2 separate regions of the Homo sapiens genome follow, and region 2 is linked to region 1. The links are chromatin loops, found by intact Hi-C in ENCODE. Cell type or tissue: HepG2. All regions are shown on one strand.

What was found. A loop is a pair of places that touch in the nucleus more often than their neighbours do. Peaks named below come from ENCODE experiments on the same cell type or tissue, not always from the same donor. Only the 100,000 strongest peaks of a DNase experiment are listed, where the experiment ranks them.
Region 2: it touches region 1 in a loop (2.5-fold over the local background); 2 of 110 quality-filtered maps call a loop at or near these places.

Annotation. Positions count from the first base shown.
Region 1 is chr7:96,796,998-96,804,997 of GRCh38, reverse strand. LOC105375414 (a long non-coding RNA gene) reads right to left here. Exons shown (of 4, transcript XR_927783.2): 3 at 1,685-1,789; 4 at 312-515. Among named protein-coding and RNA genes, the nearest start is that of SEM1, 91 kb to the right of the region's middle. RefSeq lists a silencer at 3,767-4,061. In HepG2, a CTCF peak has its summit at 3,875; a DNase peak (open chromatin) is centred at 3,947.
Region 2 is chr7:97,002,680-97,010,679 of GRCh38, reverse strand. It overlaps DLX6 (distal-less homeobox 6), which reads right to left and starts at 5,127. Exons shown (of 3, transcript NM_005222.4): 1 at 4,267-5,127; 2 at 2,849-3,042; 3 at 1-884. The coding sequence starts at 4,702. The coding sequence ends at 633. The region is part of intron 1 of DLX6-AS1 (DLX6 antisense RNA 1); the gene reads left to right. RefSeq lists a silencer at 4,277-4,376 and an enhancer at 5,689-6,410. In HepG2, a CTCF peak has its summit at 4,258; DNase peaks (open chromatin) are centred at 4,289 and 5,179; H3K4me3 peaks cover 3,108 bases.

The DNA.
Region 1 (8,000 bases):
ACACAGAGAGGACTTCAATAAATAGATACATTGCCATCTAATCCCTGAGGTCTGTGTATTTCCTTCGGGTATAATTAATTTCGGTGGCTCACTAGACCTAAACAACCACCTTAGACAGTACTGGGGGGAAAAGCAAAATCCTGAATATATTTTTCTGCGCATTCTGGAGCCCACTGATTATTTTTTTTAGGTATGAGTTACATATTATAGGATGAGAATGTGTAATATTGAGTTACATTTAGGTAGAAGTCAACTGTCACTAACAGCCATTCTGAAACGTGAAATGACTTTCCAACTCAATGAAAATAATCATTTGATTATTCATTAATGTATTCCTCATTTCATTTTAAAAACATCTGAAGAGGCTTATAACGAAGATTACATAGAAAATCAGTCTGATGGTGTAAACCCAGAAATTGCAAATGGGATCTGCAGAAAGAGGTGGTAGCAAACGTGCTAATGTGGCAGGCTAGTGCGGATGTTCCAACTGAGCATCCATTTTGATTCTGAGCTTCCTGAAAGGCAGAATTAGAAGGGAAACATTCTTGAATTATTTCCATTAGAATTGAAGAAACACAAACAAATTCTTATTTGAACACAAGTTTTTCTGGCACTAAATTCTAAAGGAAAGAAATCTCTTCACATGTGCTTTTTTAAAGCATGTGATTTCTCTTTTGAAAATTATTTTTAGGCACACAAATGATTTATGAATACATTTAAACAACACAGAAGTATGTAGATTAAGAAGTTCAGGTTCTCCTTTACCCTTTCAACTTCACCCTCCCACCTGGAGTCTGGTGTGTGACATCTCTGAACTTTTTCTAAGACCCCCTTTATTTCCTAGCGCTTGCCCCATGTGTACCAAATACATCATATACAGTGATCATATAGATGGATTATTCTTCAGCTTACTTTTATTTATTTATCTATGCTTTGATGATCATCCATATCAATATAAATAGTGCTATTTTGTTTTGTAAAACTCCTATATGGATGTTCTAAGATTTACCAAAACATTCTCCTATGTTTGAGTTATTTGCAATTTTTCTTCCTTCGTTTGTTTTTTTGAGACAGGGTTTGGCTCTGTTGCCCAGGCTGGGGTGCAGTGGCATGAACATAGCTCACTGCAGCCTTGACCTCCTGGGCTCAAGCGATCCTCCCAACTCAGCCTCCCAAGTAGCTGAGGCTGGCTAACTTTTAAATTTTTTGTAGAAACCGGGGTCTTGCCATGTTTCCCAGAATGGTCTCAAACTCCTAGGCTCAAGTGATTCTCCCACCTTGGCCTCCCAAAGTGCTGGGATCACAGGTGTGAGCCACAGTACCCAGCCACAATTTTTGAATATTACAAATAATGCCATAATAAACACCATGTGCATGTGTTTAAAAATTTTTGTTTGGTGGATGTGATAGACACTTAGAAGTAGGAAAACAGGGTCAGAAGGTATATGCATAACAAAAATGACAAAGGAAGACTTTGTGATTAAGGGCAATGAGTTCTCAAAATCAGTAATTCTCGAATTTTTGGTATGGGTGTGTTCCTGTAGGTGTCATGCTCTTTGGAGAACCTTCTTACCTACTGCTGAAGATAATTCTATCATATGAACACTTTTCCTATCATACCAGATGACATTTGACGTAGGCAATAAGATAAAGAATCATAATTTCACATCTCAAAGAAGCCAACCTGGCCCACCAGGATCAGCTGCTCCTAAGGATTTTTGTTTTCAATATCTTGTGACTCGTTCATTTTGTTCTTGACTATCAGCATTTATGAGCAGATAAATAACACCTGTAAATAAATAAGAAAATACTTGAAAAAAATACTTGAGTATTTTTTTCATTCAGAGCGAAAAAGATATCTGTCGCTGGATTTTAGAAGTAGAAAAATCTAAGTTTGGCACGTTGCAAAGGGAATCATTTGAGAAAGAGTGCTCTAGATTAAGTCAATTACAAAATAAGAAATGAGTTGTTATATATAATACCACCACTGAAAGACCCATGTTAAATTTTTAGCCAATGTCCCTTCAAAAAGATATGATATTCAAAAGGACTTTATAACAAATTTTAGGTGAATTCCAGACTGACATATCTTTAAGATTTTATTAATTATTTACATAGTTCTGAAATTTACATCCTGCTTCCAAATGAGTTCATTTGAATATACACAAGCAAGTTTTGCTTCTGTTTGAATAAACTCATGTCTTTGGCTGATATTTCTGACATTTTTTTTATATTGTCTGAGAAGTAGAATGACTCCTTCCAGACAGGGATCTAAACAATTCTAAAGAAATACTGAGGAAACAGAGAGCAGCAGAAGCAAACTATAGTGTGTTTAACAATTCTGAGGTTGTTCCTGGTACAACTTGCGCATAAAGGAAACAGAACTTCAGTCTTAAGGTAAACATTGGCATCTATCAAATGCACACATCTTATCCTCTCTGAATTTGATACCTTCTGAAAGGGAAGATTCAATGTGATTTGTAATGTGCAGAAGGCTTTGAGATTAAAGGCGTTCAACAATTCCACTTATCTAGTTCCCCTCTTTCAGCCCCCTTTTACCAGCTTCCAAGATTAACCTCATTCCTTAATTATTGTGGTCATACTTTGAATAAAAGAGGAGAAAATGCAATGGCAGCCAATCACTTCAGAATTATAGACTTTACAAAAGAGACAAAGGATGGGTATCCCCAGCAAGCATGTTTATTTACAATACCCATAACTATAGAATACCTCCAAAAATATGCCCTTGGTCTTTTTGTTTTCTAAGCAGGCATGTAGTTGATTAGATGCTTTTAAGGATTTTAAATGTTAATACATATGAACATGTCTGTCATCCTTTATCCTATTTATATTTCCACATGATATTTGCAGAGATTTTGACTTGGGGGATTTGAGGTGGGGAAATTCTGATGCAGGGTCATTGACTTAGATAGTACCTTCATTCTCAGATCTCTGATTTCTTATAGAAATCATTCTCCTCATCTGGCCAGTCTTTGAAGACCAGAATCCAGTGATGATCACCAAGAATGAAAAAGAGAGAATTGTGTCGCTAACTCGCTCTCTTCCCAGTTTTCCTTGGATTTGCACTCTCACTTAGTAATTTGAACCCTATGGCATGGCATTGCATTCCTGAAAACTGACTTTTATGTCTGCATGCTTTTACTAATATTACTTATTTCTGGGCACAATGGTGCATGCTTGTAGTTCAAGCTACTCGGGAGGCTGAAGGAGAATGATTGCTTGAGCCCAGGAGTTCAAGGCTAGCCTGGGCAACGTTGCAAGAACCTGTCTCTTAAAAAAATTGCCTATGATTACCCCCTTCCCCCAGCTCATACTGATCCATCTATATAGGCAAAAGCTGGTCTGGGCTTTATTCTGGATTTGTTTTGAATTCTAGATCATGTTTTCCACCACAACCATAGCACCAAGATTGATAGGGATCCTAGCATATCTCTTACATCTCCTTATGAAACCGACTCTATGACCATTTAGCAAATTCCAAAGTTTCCTCATTTATATAGTGGAGTTACTACTGACACTCCTCAGAGATGTGTTGTGAGGATTAAATGAGGTAATATACACAAAGAACTTAGCATAATTCTGTAAACAAGGGTCAATATCCCATAGTTATCTGAGAGGAAAAAAAGCCAGATACAAAACAACTCCTGAAGTTCATTGAGGCAGACTTTCAATGAAAGCTCATTTGCTCTTCTCTCTCCCCTCCTTGGGTTTTAATTCTTCTTACGTAATATAAAAGTAGGAAAATGAGGTTACAAAAAGACTAACAGTTCTCAACACTATCACCATCTAATGCTCCCCAGTTTGTAAGATGAATGATGTACATTAAGCATCTACACCAAACAACCTCTGGGAGGCACACAAACTAGCTGGAATCCAGTGTGAGAGTGAAAAAGCAAAGCTACCTTTGGACACGGTACAGTTATTGTGGTTAGAATGACATTAGGAATGATGCAATAGGCTGGCCTCCCTCCATCAATTTATAAAGGATCCCTTTGATGTTATCTTAATTTACTTTCAGGACCTGGCCTAATACATTGTACATATTCACATGGTTTTTTGCTAGCCTCCGGCAGAACAAGCAGTACAAGACAGGCTGGAGAAGTATTTACCCAACCAGTTAAAAGTCCAGTTTCTAAGACACAGCATCAGCCTGCTGGGCATCCAATTAGATCCCAAAAGATCTCTACCCTCCAATGACTTAAGGCCTAAAGTGGTGCAGCACATTCTGGACTCATTGATTAACTCAAACAGTTTTTGTCCTACTTCTCCATTATGACGGCATTCCTCAGCATCAGAATTACAACTTTTTTTGGTAGTCCAAGGCTGGCAACATCCGAAGACCTTTAAATAACCTGTTTGCCTCTGGCTCATTCCTTCTCCACCTTATTCTTGGTAAATGTTGATAGTTCTAACATTATAGCATGGGCAGTCTTACCACTTAATCTAACCCAGTTTAAATCTTGTAAGTTCTTTTTTAATCATACATTCTTGAATAATAGAAAAATGACCAGGAAAAAGGCATTTTTGGCAACTGAGATCATATTAGAAGCTGATATGAACCATTCCATGTTTACGTCCACCAAATAGCTTAATAGTCTGTCTAGTGGGTGTTGAATATGCTGCTCCTCAACCTTGCGTAATTGTACTTTTAGATCCTGTACCTCTCAAGCTTCTGCAATCAATAATTTTGTGTCTTTCGTAAGTTCTACTATCTAGGACAATGTGAGTAGCACAGATGAGGCAGAGAATGGAGAAAAGATTCCAAGGGCTTCTTGGATCAGGAATAGGTCTGTAAGATGCTGTAAGATCAGGGGACAACTTCATTCTATAATCTATCCAAAGGCAGTGTTTAAAGGACTGAACTATTTACTCAGCACATTCATTTGACAAATAGTTCTGGAGAGTTTATAATATACAGGATACCATATTAAAAACTGAAGATGAATGAGCAAAACCTGACCTAAGTCCTCATCTTGATATATCATAGAGTCAGGAACACATATATTAATCAAATACAACTTACACTTGTAAATGCAGAATTGTGGTAAGGGCTTCAAAGTAAAGGTATATGGGACAATGAGAATTCAGATCTTCTTCAATTTCTATCAGACATCTAGTGACAACAGACCACCATCATCACAGACTTTTTATTATCAAAATGGCTTCTTTTCAGTTACCCCGAACTAGCTAATTCAATGATACTTCTCTTTTGGGTGTTTAAACAGGTTTTTGTTTGTTTGTTGCTTTTTTTTTTTTTTTTTTTTTTTTTGAGGTATGGTCTCATTCTGTTGCCCAGGCTGGAGTGCAGTGGTACAATCACAGCTTACTGTAGCCTCGACCTCCTTGGCTCAAGCAATCCTCCCACCTCAGCCTCCTGAGTAGCTGGACCACAGGTGCACACCACCACACATGGCTAGTTTTTTAATGTTTTAAATTTATTATTATTATTATTTTGAGACGGAGTTTCACTCTTGTTACCCAGGCTGCAGTCCAATGGTGGAATCTTGGCTCACTGCAACCTCTGCCTCCTGGGTTCAAGCGATTCTCCTGTCTCAGCCTCCTGAGTAGCTGGGATTACAGGCGCCGGCCACCACACCCAGCTAATTTTTGTATTTGTAGTAGAAGTGGAGTTTCACCATGTTGGCCGGGCTGATCTTGAACTCCTGACCTCAGGTGATCCACCTGCCTCAGCCTCCCAAAGTGCTGGGATTACAGGTGTGAGCCACAGCGCCTGGTCTAGTTTTTTAATTTTTTTGTAGAGATGAGGTCTCACTCTGTTGCCCAGGCTGGTCTTAAACTCCTGGACTCAAGCTATTCTCCAACCTCAGGCCCTTAAGGTGCTGAGATCACAGGTGTGAGTCACCGTGCATGGACTAAACAGGTTTTAATGCATTCACTAAATAGTTTATTTCGCACCATGCTATGCGTGATCTCAGGTAACCATAATTACTTGAATATTTATAAGAACATCTTCTATTTTTACGAAGGTGTGTATTCCTTGGTATGATAGGGTTGTGCAATAAAATATTCTGGTAGAATGAGGAGAGTCCCAACTTATAGACCCATTTTGAAAAACTAAAACAAAACTGCATTAATCTGTTCCTGCATTGCTATAAAGAAATGTCTGAGACTGGGAGATTTATTAAAAAAAGAGGTTTAATTGGCTCATGGTTCCACAGGCTGTACAGGAAGCATGGCTGAGGAGGCCTCGGGAAACTTTCAATCATGGCAGAAGGCGAAGGGGAAGCAGGCATGTCTTATATGACTGGAGCAGGAGGAAAGTGGAGAGGTGTGACACACTTTTAAACAACCAGATCTCGTGAGAACTCACTCAATATCATGAGAACAGCACCCAGGCGGATGGTGTTAAACCATTAGAAACTGCCCCCAGGATCAATCACCTCTCACCAGGCCCCACCTCCAACACTGAGGATTACAATTGAACATGAGATTTGGGTAAAAATATAGATCTAAACCATATCCAAACCCAACTGATTTCTGCCAGAGCAAGTAGATAAACCAAATATCTTCCGCCCCAATGCCCACTAGTGTTACCTCTTGACAACAGAATAACTATTATTACTTTCTTCCTTAGGTTAATTTGATAAACCAATATCATCTCTCCCTCCAAGAAAAATATTCTCTCCCTAAATGCTTCCCTACCCCTACACTTCTCCACCTCTTATTGCCCTTTTAGGAAACCAAGTTCATGGATTGAATTTCAGTTATTCTTCCAGATGACAAATACATTTATTTATTTCCTTGTTTTCCCATTAATTCATTCAACACCTGAAGGCTTATTATACATTTGATATTTTGCCAGTGGCTAAGTTCTAAGTAAGACTTAGAACTTCTCTCAAGGATTTCATCATCTCGGTGACACAAACCCTTACAAAATTTTATCAAGCAGCAGGGTGGACCTTAATAAAAATGTGTATAAAGCATAGAGGTGATAGAATAGCAGCAGTAAGTGGTAGTAGGTGTTAGGAAGATTTCTTGGTGAGGGAGAAGGAATGTAAATACTCCAGGAAGCCAAAGGGTACATTTAGGGAGGGACTTACTAGGCAAAGGCACACCAGCATCTGCAAAGACTTAGGCCTGAAATAGCACAGTGAACTACGGATGAAGAATTAAGTCCAAGGAACAAGTGCACCAGAAGACACTGGAGAGAAGGAAGCAAGGGCCAAATTATGGGGAGTTCTATTTGTCATGTGACCAGCCCAGAAGTTACTGTGTAGGCAAAGGGGAAACCATGGAAGGGCTTTAAGCAGGAGAGTAAAACATCGACACTTGTATATTTAAAGGATCATTTTGGTGGCAACTGGAGAATGAATTGGGAGTGAGGAAGGCTACAAACAAGGTCCAGTTACCCTGCTGTCAGAATCCCAGGCAGGAAACGGTAAGCCTGAACTAAGGCAGCGGCCAAAGGAATGCAGAAAGAAGGTACATTTCAGCCGGGCACGGTGGCTTATGCCTGTAATCCCAGCACTTTGGGAGGCCAAGGCGGGTGGATCACGAGGTCAGGAGATCGAGACCATCCTTGCCAACATAGTGAAACCTCGTCTCTACTAAAAATACAAAAATTAGCTGGGCATGGTGGCGCGTGTCTGTAGTTCCAGCTACTAGGGAGGCTGAGGAAGGAGAATCGCTTGAACCCAGGAGGCAGAGGTTGCAGTGAGCCGAGACTGCGTCGTTGCACTCCAGCCTGGGTGATAGAGTGAGACCCTGCCTCAAAAATAAAAAAATAAAAAAAATAAAGAAGGTACATTTGAGAAAAGTTTACAGAATCAAGAAAACTTGGCAACTGATTGGATGTGGGAGATGAGGAAGAAAGAGAAAATTAGGTCTACCCTTGTGTTTGGGAGAAAGGTGGATGTTAGTTTTAAAACACAAAAGGTACCTCTGAGAGAACCTTGACAATCAGAAACCAGGTGTAATTTTCTATCTAATAACTTAATAACTTTCCTTCTACATGATCT
Region 2 (8,000 bases), 210 kb before region 1:
TAGAGAAGGGCTGTTATGTGAGGAATTTTCTTTTTCTCGTCAGTCTGGGAATGGTAAATAAAAATGCAGGAGTCCAAAATGCTTCTCTTTCACCATGTAATGTCTTAAACTCATTAAACAAGTAAAAACGCTGCCAAGTTTGTGCAGATTCTTCTGGTTGGGGGAAAATCTGTTTTTAAAAAAAGTCATTTTGATGGATACTCCCAAAGAGAAGAGACTCAGAGCCTGGATCCCAAGGGGTAAGAGAAAATATCCTTACAGTAAGGGGTTTCAGGAGTGCTGGCATAGAAACCAGTTTCTCTCTCACACATGCTCTTTCTCTCTCTCTGAGATGCAAGATCAATTACTGACGTTGCTCAAGAGAGAAGGTAAATGAGAAAAAAGGTGAAAGGCAAAAAGAAAAGAAAGGTAGAAAGGAAAAGGAAAGAAAGAAGGAATGGAGGAAAGGAAGAAGTAAAAAGAAAGGAGAGGGAGAGAGAGAGAGAGGGAGAGAGAATGAGCCTAGTCGGCTTCTTGCCACACTTATGAGCTCTCCTAAGCCTGCTCCTTTGGCTCCTTTTCGCAGATACAAGCAGGTCCCGGATCCTCTTTTCCTTGTTCAGACGTTTCCCTAGGGTGTTCCCTTGGGCAACTCACATCATCTGTGGTCTCTGCATCGTGTCCTGGTGTGGAGAGGAGTACCAGTGAGAATAGCCAGGCATGTAGCTGTTGGGGGGCATACTGACACCCTTGGCCGAGGCAGAAACGTCCCAGACTGGAGGCAGCGCTGGCGAGCGTGGCGACAGGGCCGCCGAGCCCTGGAGGGGGTCGCTCTCATGAGGATTACTGCCCTGCTTCAGCAGTTTCTTAAACTTAGAGCGTTTGTTCTGAAACCATATCTTCACCTGCAAGAAATGCAGCAATCATTAGGCCCATAAACATCAAACCAGTGCCTCTAACGTCACTCAGGGATTTAGAAGCAATATTAAAAAAGCAAAAAAACAAAAAACAAAAAACAACCACCGCCAACGCCTACAAGCCAAGTCCCCGCCTCCTTCCACCTCTTTCTAGCCTCTTACAGTCCCACTTCCTACAACATACTAGGTATCTTGCCTGGATACCTAAAGTTATTGTAATTCTAGAATTGCGTGCTAGCGTAGGTTTAAAACAACAGTATAAATAAGAAAAAGCTGAATGAGATGACCAGGTCCAAAGCCTAAAGGATTTTTAAAAGCAGCCCTTTCAAATCAAAGCCATTCAATTGAATGCACCTCCTCTGAAAGTCTTGTCATTTTACATAAAATTTAGTAATGTAAATTTAGTCTATGTAAAATAACTATTTTACACAGTCATTTTCTCCGTGTACATGCATAGAGATACCCAAAAGCTGTTATCTCTATAAAGGTACAAGGAGCAAATGACTGAAGGAATTAAAGCCTGTACATTTATAACTAAATGCCTTGAATATATCTATGCATATATTGCATATGCCATAGATTATACATGAAGCATCTTTCTCCAGACATAAATATATCCCCATAACCTTGCAGGGATTAAGGACTGCAGCTCCTTCATTCCCTATTTTGTATGTTGCCTAGTCAAACTGTGGTCAAGGATCATCACATGATTGTTAGTATAGTAATTAAAAGTCAAAGGGCTTCTGAAAATTAAACGTGAATCGGGAATCTGGGATGGGAGCATATCTAGGCCAACATTTCAGATCTACTTTATTTGAAGAAGGAAATTTTATGGTGCAGCTTCCTTTACCTTTAAAATTCCCTAGCCATAAGAATCTACTTTTTCAAGACGCATACAAGTCACTGAATAGCCGGAATCCCTTCATATCAAACCCCAAATATTATGAATAGCAATATGGAAAGAGAAAACAGGCTAAATTGAAAAAGAGCTTAAGGAACAACTGTCTTAAGTCAACACACAATCAGTCTGCAGCAACAGTCTCATAAAACCTGAGGTCCCCTTGCTGAAGATTACCTACATCAGATGAGGCCTACTTACTCCATGTAGGTAAATTAATCAACAAAAACTGCAGGTGATTGCAGCCTGGCTTTTTGACCAGGGTCCTAATATACTCACCTAAGCTCCTTCTTGTGAAATCTGAAATGCCTTCTATGGCTTTCAAATTAGTAGGATGGGAGAACTTCAGTAACTGTACTTAACTGTGGCTTCACCTGTTACAATTTTGGTAACATTTCTCTTTGATCTCCAACTCTGCCACTGCACCCAAGTCCTGTGCTCCAGGGAGGCAGCTCAGACCACATCAGTCTGTCACCCAGATGACTTAACCACCGTGCTTAGGGAAATCTTCAGAAAAACCCACCTTGACACTCCTAGGATAAATAGATTGCACTTTGGAGCCTTTACTAAACCTCATTGGAACCTATGCCTACTTTGTTTTTTCTTAGTTCATTTCACAAGTTTTCTTTCTGTGTCAATGGGTTGAAAACCTTATTAGTTCCCAGGGCCTACAAAAGGATCCTTAAAAAAGTTGAACCTTATTCTGCCTCCTGGCTTGTACACCTTTTTCTCCTAAATGTTTGTTCTCTTTCATGTTGTTCTGCTCTGGAATAACACTCAATTGAATTATGAGTTTGGTCACAAAAGGATTCTAGGCTGGGGTGGGGTCGCCGAGGGTTGGGAGGATGTGCAAATCCAATCCAGTATTCAATACCAGGTCATTCATTCCAAACTGTGTTGTCCCAGGAAAGTGCATAACTGGAGCAAAAGGCATTTGTCATTAAGCTCCTTCCATCCTTGGTTGACTAGGCCAACAATTCCTCCTGATGTGCTCCCTGCCCGATCTGCAAGCGGTACCAGCATTTCAGGGATACTTGGGCTTCTCGGGAATTACCTGTGTTTGTGTCAGTCCTAAGGAAGCTGCCAGTTCGGCTCTCTCTGGAAGGGCCAGATACTGTGTCTGCTGAAAGCGATGGTTTAAAGCCTGGAGCTGCAGGCTGGAATAAATGGTCCGAGGCTTCCGAATCTTTTTCCCTTTTCCATTGAACCTGATTTCCCCGTTTTCAATCACTGTAGTTTTTTGTTGATCTGTAAGCAAATAATACAGAGGAGCGGTCACCCGGGAGGCTACTGCTGCCATCTCCCTGCTCCTGGCGTGGCATGCAACGAGTCTCCCCAAAGCCCAATAAGGGTTACCTCGAAAAATCCCTATGATGCCCCGACCTCTCTTGGTCCACTCTGCCCGTGTGCTCCCAGCGTCTGCGTAATCTCCTTGACCCAGTCCCTGGCCCGAACAATGTGCAGCGTCTGGGCCAAGGGAGCGCCAGAGGCCCTCAGACAAACAGCCCGCTTTGCCGCAGCGGAGGCGGTGCCGGAGGCTCTCTGGGGTGCGCAGCGCAGCAAGGCGGCAGCTGTCCGGGCGGAGCGGGGCCCCTGTGCCCGGCTTAACAGTACCTGAAGCTGTGCTTGAGCCACCCAGGTGTTTACGCGGCCAGTTGACTTGATGTCACCAGCTCCAAGCTCAGTGCATCAAGCATCCTCGGCATGTTTTGAAATGACTCTCCTGAGGAGGACCAAATCCTCAAACAAAACACAACCAACAGCTCAGACCAGCCCACGAGCAGGCTGCGCCTCTCACGGCAACTTTGTCCCCCTCGGGTGCTGAGAACCATCAGCCCGAGGTTCTTTGCTTCCCCTCCACGAACAAAGGAGCAGCCAACACTGTAGCGAAAAGCTAGATAGGGGGCCCGGTCAGGGATGAAGGTGAGGGACACTTTAAAGCCCACTGGAAAGAGCCTGACTGTTACTAGTTTAACCAGAGCGAAAGCCAGGCCAGCTTCCCTCCGAGTCACTGAGGAGCACGGGGCGCCCCACGCAAAGTAGGCCACTGCCTGCCCAGCGTGGGCTGGGAAGCAAAACACGCTCCCCAGTTCCGGCCCAGAAATGTCCCCAGCCGGGTCAAACGTGGGTTACAGCCTGGAGGGAAGGAGCAAGGAAAAGGGCGCACAGACCCAGGAGGCTGGAGAGCGCAGTGTGGACTAACTCGTCGAACGAAGCCTGCGCCGGGCCCGGGACTCAGCCCGAACTGCGCGTCGGAAGCTGAGGGTCCGCGGCGGCGGGAAGGGGCCCGGCTGGGAGAGGCCGGCAGGCAGGCGCCAGGCGAGCGGGCGCGCACGGGGCCCGGCCAAGGGCGCGCGGGGCCGCCTGGGGGAGGGGGCCGGCGGAGGCCCGGGCGTCGAGGAAGTGAGCGGGCGGGCGGGGTAGGGGGCAGTCGGGAGGCGGGAGAAGCGAGCTGCCCCAGCGGCCTCTCACCTGTGTCGTCCCCTCGCGTCTGGGCGGCTGCGCTGCTGTTGTGGTAGGACTGGAGGTAAGGGCTGTGCTGCGAGTGGCTCATGTAGGGGTAGGCGGCGAGCGAGCGGTGGTTGTAGGAGTTCCCTCCGCCCGACGCGTAGGGCGAGCCGTGGTGGTGGTGCTGGTGGTGGTGGTGGTGGTGCGAGCCGGCCGCTGCCGCCGCCGCCGCCGAGTGCAGGCAGTGCAGAGGGTAGTGCGCGCCTGCCATGGCCGGGGAGCTCTGCTGCGAGTGCGGCTGCGGCGGCGGCGGCGGCGGCGGCGGCGGCTGTTGCTGTTGCTGCTGCTGCTGCTGCTGCTGTTGCTGCTGCTGCTGCTGCTGCTGCCCGAACTCCATGAAGGCGGATTTGGACGAGTCCTGGCCTTCCAAGCCGTCAGCCATCGTAGTCATGGTCATCATCAAAAACTTTGGGGGCTGGAGAAAGCCTTCTCCCGGGTTTCCTCCACCCTCCCCCACTTGGCTCGCGCCGCTCTCCCCTCTGCAGCCACCTTAGCTCTTTGGATCCTTGCAAAAAAAAAAAAAAAAAAAAAAAAGAATTTAAAGAGGGGGGTGGAGGTGGTTCTCCCTCTCCCTCGCTCTTCTCTAATATATATATATATTTAATATAAAGAGATATAGTGAGCGGGGCCTTGTTAACTCAAAGGGAGGAGGAAGGAGGAGGGATGGGAGAGGAGAGGGGGAGGGGGGAATCTGCTCTCCCCCCGCCTGCTTTCCCCCCTTGGATTTTTTGGGGGCTGGTGCAGTTTAAGGCAGAGATTTTAAGGTGGATTCTGCGAAAGTTGCGCGTCTGCTTTCAGACTTGATGCAGACGCCACGAGTCGAATGGTTTGTCTCCAAAGGGCAGTGCCTCCCCATTGGTCAGTCGCCCCCTGACGTCACAGGCGCACGGCTTCTACTGGCGTGTGCGCGACTTGCAGAGTTCTTCGCCTACCTTCCGCAGTTCCAATCCCAGCCGGAGCTGCAGCCGGGGGCCGCGCTGTGTGGCGCCCGGGGCCGTTGGGGAGGGAGGCGCCTCTGCCCGGCCGGCCGCCGATGCTTCCCGCCGCAGCTCGTGCCCCAAATCCCGGAGCCCCAGTTGCCAATATCTCAGCCTTGAAACAGCCAACTGGGGGCTGCTCTCTTTCAATCCCTTTGCACCCTTGTAGGTTGCCTGTGCTTAGAAGCAGTGACCCCACCCCCGCATTAAATCCAGGCCCCCCTTTCTTGACGTCCCTGCCACTCTGGTCCTACTACACTCTTGTGGGAGCTCCTTGTCACCGTGGATTTTTCTAGACGTATTTTATTGAAACCACAGAAGGAAGACGAACCCTCACACCTGGGCTCCACCCCACTGGGGGGTGGTACAGAAAAAGAAAAATCAGACCCTGTTCTGGCTCGGTCCCTGCCGTTTCAGGCCGTATTTCTTATATATTGTACAAAAGGTTGTGGGGGGGGGGGGCGTCTTTTTTTTCTTTTCAGAACGCAGCAGCGTGTTCTGAAAACGAATCGTTGGAGGACTGACAGTAATGCATTTTTTCCTATTGAAAACAGAAGCTACTGTAATGCTTTCAAATATATGCAAATGATACATGCGGTTAGTGGTTTGGCAAATCTTGATTACAATATAAACTACCCAAGTAAAAGTGCCTTCGTCCTAAATTTGTCTCTCGATTACAATTCCAATTGATTTTATTTTATTGTCAACATTGTTAATGATAAAAATAGAGTCGTTTTACAGTTATTTTTACTTTCTGGAAGGAGGCAATTAGAGTTCTAATCAGGAATACACAAAAATCTCCCATGATTAACTGCAGTACTTTGTTCAAATTGCTGCTATAAAATTCAGAACAATTTGCCTGTAATGATTATGGACTGGGTTTATTTTGGGAGGTGGAATAAAAGTGGATATAGCATAAATTATCCTCTAATTATACACCAGTGTCGCCTCAATTATCCTCTTATCAAAATGGTTGTCTAACTGCCGCATTTAGTTTCAATTCTCTCCTTTTTTTCTATAAAAAGAACTTCATACCTTGTTATTATTAATCCATTTATTATTTGCAAGGGGATTTATATCCGCACATCCAGGTGGTAGAACCACTTCTCTTTCAAAGATGGACTGGGGAAAGACATTAAGTTCGGAGCAGCCCAAGGCTGCGGATCTAGCCTTTCTCCCTCCGGTCTCCAGACCCACGCAGGTTAAGGCAGCCAAGCAGAGACAGCGGAGCCCCGGTGCGTGGTTCAGGCCTGGTCAACAGGTAGGAGGGCCAGACTGGGGGCCAGGCACAGAGGAGGGCAGGCCCGCCCGCACCGGCGTCCAGGGTCCCGGGTTCCGGGTCCCGGGACTGGAGGAGGTCGCCGGCAGCCCGCCCTTCCAGAGGCTTGAGATTGGGTGGACGAGACCTGAAGATCCTCTCGGTCTGGACCCCGACTTTCGATCTGCTTAGAGACCTAAGCCGCGAGCCTTTGCCCACACGGAGAAACGTACTATCTAATATCTAACAACCCTGTACTGCAGTGTCTGGAGGTTGCGGGAAGGAGACAGTGTCTCCCTTTGGGAAAACTACTGAGGACTTCTGTATATCCTACTTCTTCTGGACTCCATAAGTTACAGGACCGAAGGAAACTGAGAAATAGAGAAAAGGTGCCGCTTGCCCCTTTAACTCCAGAAAAGGGTGGCTGCAGATGGAGCAGCTTGGACTTTATTTTTTACGTTGCGCGAAGCCCGCCGGCAGCGGCTTATGCCAATTGATTTTCCCAGCTCCCAGCCCTGGATGTCTAGCTATCTCCAGGACAGTTTGTTTTTTTCTTTTTCTGTCTTTCTTTCTTTCCTTCAATGTATCAGAAGACCTGAAGCTCGCTGCCCGCGAGTTTCCTCCGAGTTCCCAGGTCAGCGGCGTTTGCGCTCCTCTCCCCCTCCTTTTCCCAGCCCGTTGCGCTTAAGTTCTTGAGTCTGGGGAGCCGGTTCAGTAACTCTGAATTCATTTTTAAGTGGCGTGCCCTGTTCCCCACCTTTTAACAAGAGGTGCACTTTAACACGCGAACCAGTAACACGATCTACACGTTTACAAATCGGCAATGAATTAAAACAACAACAGAAAAGCTTCATGGAAAAAGAAAGGTGGGCTAAGTAAGGGGGAGATGTGGGGGGTGGGGGACAGAAGGGAATGTCAGGAAAAGAGAAGATTTCCCACCCCACCTTCCCACTCCCAACCCTAGTGCGCTCTCGGTACACGCGGGCTGCGCGCCGAGACTGTTTGTAATGTCCTCAATACCAGCAGGTAGACGTGGCAGTTTTATTGCTTTATACCCTGCAGCTTGTTGTTAACACCGTGAAGGCGTTTCACCCCCTACACCCTCACCCTGTGCTTGTCTATGTTTTTCGCTTTATGCTCACAGGTGCACCGCTTTCCTCGCCAGCTTCCTGCAACTCTGGCTGCACCCCAATTAGAGTATGTCGTGGCAGGGCCTCGGAAGGTCCCTGCAATTGAGCACTGTATCCAGAGTGCAGCTGCCTCTACTTGCAAGGGGATTTTTTTTTCTCATTTGTTTGATTGCTGAGGAAGCCGGGAAGGCTGGGATTGTCCGGGTTGTAGCTTCAGGGCTCTCAACCTTCCCCTAATAGTTAGTGGCTAAAATCCTTGCACTCTGTTCCAGTGAAGCAGCTGCACTGAGGTGGTAGTTGTGGTGCATGGTAAAGGTCCTGCTGAAACCTGCT